Linked DNA regions of Homo sapiens: region 1 is linked to region 2. The links are chromatin loops, found by intact Hi-C in ENCODE. Cell type or tissue: K562. All regions are shown on one strand. Links, peaks and the distances in the headings refer to the core of each region. The heading gives the core; the rest is flanking DNA.

The links. A loop is a pair of places that touch in the nucleus more often than their neighbours do. Peaks named below come from ENCODE experiments on the same cell type or tissue, not always from the same donor. Only the 100,000 strongest peaks of a DNase experiment are listed, where the experiment ranks them.
Region 1: it touches region 2 in a loop (4-fold over the local background); 8 of 110 quality-filtered maps call a loop at or near these places.

The regions. Positions count from the first base shown.
Region 1 is chr12:31,391,150-31,393,954 of GRCh38, reverse strand. It overlaps DENND5B (DENN domain containing 5B), which reads left to right. Exons shown (of 21, transcript NM_144973.4): 18 at 1,259-1,341; 19 at 1,562-1,688. Among named protein-coding and RNA genes, the nearest start is that of LINC02387, 23 kb to the right of the region's middle. In K562, for the core only: no CTCF peak of the experiment used is centred there; no DNase peak of the experiment used is centred there.
Region 2 is chr12:31,250,205-31,253,009 of GRCh38, reverse strand. It overlaps the pseudogene RPL13AP22. Among named protein-coding and RNA genes, the nearest start is that of FLJ13224, 73 kb to the left of the region's middle. RefSeq lists an enhancer at 62-601. In K562, for the core only: CTCF peaks have their summits at 1,152 (motif pointing left) and 2,561; no DNase peak of the experiment used is centred there.

The sequences.
Region 1 (2,805 bases), core at 40-2,539, 140 kb before region 2:
ACTTTGGGAGGCTGAGGTGGGCGGATCACCTGAGGTCAGGAGTTCGAGACCAGCGTGACCAATATGGTAAAACCCTATTTCTACTAAAAATACAAAAAAATTAGCCATGCATGGTGGCCGGCACCTGTAGTCCCAGCTACACGGGAGGCTGAGGCAGGAGAATTGCTTGAACCTGGGAGGCGGAGGGTGCAGTGAGCCGACATTGCACCACTGCACTCCAGCCTAGGAGACAGAGCGAGACTCCATCTCAAAAAAGAAAAAAGAAATGTTCATGCAAGAAATCCTTGAGCAGTATGAATTCAGAGATTCTTAAACATGAGGATGTATGGGTTTTCCTTTATAGTGTGTTAAGTAAATTAGAACTACAAGAAAATCTGAACTATATACCTTTTCTGTTGTTACCTACTTCTGAAATGTTTACCACCTTTTTAAAAAAACAAACCATTCCTTGGGTTTGGTGGACAAAAGTGATTTAGGTCGCATTCAAGCAGCCCACCAACCTGTCCCTCAGGAAAGTGGCCTAGAAGAGCAAGTACTGGCTGGCAGAAGGAAGCAGTGCTGAGACAGATTGACTAGCCAGGAAGGGAGGGAGTTCTGGGCTTCAGGCCCAGATGCCACAGGGTACCTGGCATCTTCCCCTTATTTTAAACACAACAGCAAATCTTCAAACTCCAGGTTAACTATCCAGAGCGCCTGAAGCCTTAATCTATGCCCACTGACAGGCTTGTAGGTAGGTAGCATAAGGGAACATTCCACTAACAGGCTCGTAGGTAGATAGCATAAGGGAACATTTCACTAACAGGCTCGTAGGTGGGTAGCATAAGGGAACATTTGAGGAGTGATGTTGGGACTTCTCAACCTTGCTTCTCATATTTGGGGGCTTGCTAGCATTTTGTGACAGGCGCCATGCTAGTTATTTACTCCTATAACTTACCAGTTTTCCCAGTGAGGCGTGTATTTTTCCTATTTTCAGTTGAGGAAACTGAAAGCTCAGAGGAAGTTAGACACTAGGCTAGGGTTATAGATTGCAGATGGTAATGCTGGGATTTGAATCTAGGGATCGCTTGGATTATTTTCCATTTTGCCAGGATGCTTCCCACTTGGCCAAACAGGCCAGAGGCAAGTTCTATGGAGCCCCTGGCAAAGCCAGCCTGCTCTGATGACGTATTTCCTGCCTAGGTGGACACAGTTGATGTCCCATAGTACTTTGGTTTATTTCTCTCCCATGAGAATGCAGCCACTGTTTATTATTTTACAGAACCCAATGCTGGGCAGATACAAGAAGGAATTGGAGAAGCTGTGAACAATATTGTGAAACATTTTCATAAACCTGAAAAAGAGGTATTTATGGGCTATAAAACTTAGTATAGTGGGACTTTTAAAGATGCTTTTATATGTGATACACGAGGCAATATGGGGTGCTTGAATTTTCATTTGTAAGCTTTCTGGTAGCTGTAAAAACATGCTTCATATAGCTACCTTCAGCACTTGCTTCTCTAGTGTTTTTTTTAGACATAGATGCAGGAGATTTTTCTTTGGCACTGTGTGTTATGCCCCACAGAGAGGAAGCCTCACCGTGTTGCTGTGTGGAGAAAATGGCCTGGTTGCAGCCCTTGAGCAAGTTTTCCACCATGGGTTCAAATCTGCCCGCATCTTTCACAAGAATGTCTTCATCTGGGACTTCATAGGTAAATAAAGTAGATGTGTATTACATTAAGGTCACTGAAGCCTTTCTTAGGAACTCAAAGACCCAGGAATCTGAGTGAATAAGGGTTAGTGATAAGGATATATATATTTTTTTTCTTTTTTTTTTTTTGAGACGGAATCTTACTCTGTTGCCCAAGCTGGAGTGCAGTGGTGCGGTCTTGGCTCACTGTAACCTCCGCCTCCCAGGTTCAAATGATTCTCCTGCCTCAGCCTCCCAAGCAGCTGGGACTACAGGTGTGCACCACCATGCCCAACTAATTTTTGTATTTTTAATAGAGAAGGGGTTTCACCATATTGGCCAGGCTGGTCTTGAACTCCTGACCTTGTGATCCACCCGCCTCAGCCTCCCAAAGTGCTGGGATTACAGGAGTGAGCCATCGTGCCCGGCAAGGATATATATATTTTAAAATAAATATTAAATTAGCTGGGTGTGGTAGCACATACCTGTGGTCCCAGCTACCTGGGAGGCTGAGGCAAGAGAATCGCTTGAGCCCAGGAGCCTAGGAGGTGAAGGCTGCAGTCAGCCATGATCAAGCTACTGCACTCCAGCCTGGGCGACAGAGTGAGACCGTGTCTCAAAAAGTGTATATAATAATGATAAATAAATATCAAGTATTGTCTTTGTTTTTCATTTACTCAACAAATTGTAATATGCACAATATTCCAAATAGTATTTGAGTTGCTCAAGATATACATTAGTAAACAAAACAGAAATCCTATGGTTGACAAACTTATACTCAGGTCGGTGTGGGAAACAAACAATACACAAAAACATAACAAATATGTAATTCATATGGTATGTCAGAAATGTGACCATTGATCTGGAAAGAAATAGAGCAGTATAAAAGGAAATAAAGTGGGGAGTGGTCTTTCAAATGGGGTGGTTTTAGATTCTGCTGAATGTCAAGGTACATTGGAGCACAGACTTCATGTAGGTGAGGAAGTGAGCCATGTAGATATCTGGGAGGAGGGACTCCAGGTTGACAGCACTGCCAGTGCTAAGCCCCAAGGCGGAAGTGTTTCCATGGAACTCCAAGCCCAGTGTGACTGGAGCACAGCAAGAGAGAGAAAGTAGGAGATTGGGGGAGGGGGTGTTTA
Region 2 (2,805 bases), core at 110-2,609:
AAAAGGTTTTTTTTTTATATTTAATGTTTAATCTCTGTCTCGTGTTATTTAAAATTAGCCTGCAGATACTTTCCCTCACTTCTGTAGGCTCCTGGAAGATAAACATTCAAACAGCGGAACAAACAATAAATTAAATAAAAAATAAGAATTATATTTTCTTAATTTCTGCCTCAGAATTTGCGTTTTGTCTTTCTGCCTTTTTTTTTTGGATGTCAAAATAGATGAGATCGTATACTCTATGGAGTATAAATTGTTACTGAAGTCTTTATTTTTGGTAATGAATGAGTAAGAATAAGACTATCTCTGTGATTATTAAAATACATGGAATTATCCAGGAAATTTTCCTTACAAGGAATTAAAATATTCCTGTATTAAAGAGAAGAAAAGCCTTTCCCAAGCGGCTGGCGAAGACGGCAGAGGTGCAGGTCCTGGTGCTTGATGGTCGAGGCCATCTCCTGGGCCGCCTGGCGGCCATCGTGGTAAACAGGTACTGCTGGGCCGGAAGGTGGTGGTCGTACGCTGCGAAGGCATCAACATTTCTGGCAATTTCTACAGAAACAAGTTGAAGTACCTCGCTTTCCTCCGCAAGCGGATGAACACCAACTCTTACCGAGGCTCCTACCACTTCCGGGCCCCCAGCCGCATCTTCTGGCGGACCGTGCGAGGTATGCTGCCCCACAAGACCAAGCGAGGCCAGGCCGCTCTGGACCGCCTCAAGGTGTTTGATGGCATCCCACCGCCCTACGACAAGAAAAAGCGGATGGTGGTTCCTGTTGCCCTCAAGGTTGTGCGTCTGAAGCCTACAAGAAAGTTTGCCTATCTGGGGCGCCTGGCTCACGAGTTTGGCTGGAAGTACCAGGCAGGGACAGCCACCCTGGAGGAGAAGAGGAAAGAGAAAGCCAAGATCCACTACGGGAAGAAGAAACAGCTCATGAGGCTACGGAAACAGGCCGAGAAGAACGTGGAGAAGAAAATTGACAAATACACAGAGGTCCTCAAGACCCACGGCCTCCTGATCTGAGCCCAATAAAGACTGTTAATTCCTCAAAAAATAAAAAATAAATAAAAATAAAAAATTAAAAATAAAGAAGAAAAATATTAAAAAAGTATTTATTTGTAACTAGCTCCATCTAGTGAGAATTGCTTAAAATTACATGATTCATTTATGAATCTCCTTTGAACTAGTAACATTTTTTGAGAGCACTTTTCCATTTTAAAGAACTATAAATCCTGTAATTTTATGTTTTATAGAACCCCCAATTATAGACTAGAAGAGTTTTGGTAATTATAGAGCCTATTTTAGAAATTAATTTATGGTGAAAAATAAAGATATACCTAATGAATTAGTCACTTCTCAACATCATCACTGCAACTTTTTGGAGAAGCAGTAAAGTGGACAGTAAAGCTAAATCCTGGTAGAAAAGTAAAATACTGACTTCTTGAGACGAGAAGTGGGTGTGGGGCATAATAGAAAGATGGTGATGAGATTGCTCCAGACTTTAGGATGAGAAGAATAACCTTGTTAACAGTTCACAAATTGCTTGCATTTGTTTTTGCATTTGCTTTTTTGGACATCTTTGAGGTAGCTATTTCAGTCGACTCTTGAACAACATGAGTTTGAACTGTGTGGGTCTACTTTTACACGGAGTTTTTCTCTTTTCTTTTTTTGAGACAGGATCTCCCTTTGTCACCTTCGCTGGTGTGCAGTGGCGTGATCATGGCTTACTGAAGCCTTGACCTTCCGGGTTGAAGTGATCCTCCTGCCTCAACCTCTCCAGTAGCTGGGACTACAGGTGCACACCACCACACCCAGCTAATTTTTCTATCGTTTATAGAGAGGTTTTGCATTGTTGCCTAGGCTGTGCGGATTTTTTCCAACAAATGTTACCCCGAGTGTGCCTGCCTCGCCTGCCTCCCCTTCCACCTCCTCCACCTCTTCCACCTCTACTACCTCGAGACAGCAAGACCAACTCCTCGTCTTCCTCTTCCTCCTCCTCAGCCTACTCAATGTGAAGATGATGAAGATGAAGACCTTTATGATGATCTACTTCCATGTAATGAATAGTAAATATATATTTTCTATTTTTTTCTTTTTTTTTTTTTTTTTGAGACAGAGTCTCTGTTGCCCAGGCTGGAGTGCAGTGCCATGATCTCAACTCATTGCAACTTCTGCTTCCCGGGTTCAAGCGATTCTCCTGCCTCAGCCTCACGAGTAGCTGGGATTACAGGCGCTTACCACACCTGGCTAATTTTTGCACGTTTAGTAGAGATGGGGTTTCACCATGTTGGCCAGGCTGGTCTCGAACTCCTGACCTCAGGCGATCCACCCGCCTTGGCCTCCCAAAGTGCTGGGATTACAGACGTGAGCCACCGTGCCCAGCGTAAATGTATATTTTCTTCTTTATAATTTCCTTTTCTCTAGCTTACTTTATTGTAAAGATACAGGATATAATACCCACCACATACAAAATATGTGTTAATCGACTGTTTCTGTGGGAAGGCTTCTGGTCAACAATAGGTTCTTAGGTTTTTTGGGAGTGCCCCCTAGCCGCCACACTGCTCAAGAACCAACTGTGTTCCCTTATTTTGCAGGTCAAGAAACAGTCTCAGAAAGGTGAGGGCTGCTCCCAGTGCTGCAGGGCATTGTGGATGCTGTGGGTGCTGCCCGGATTCCCCTCCAGGACTGAGGCACTGCTCATTCTCCAGCCGCTGGGGGAGCCGCTGCCTGGCACCTCTCACCTGTGCTGCTTTCCCAGTGTTGCTTTTAGCCAAAGAAAGACACTGCCCAAGATTAAGCTCCCTCCC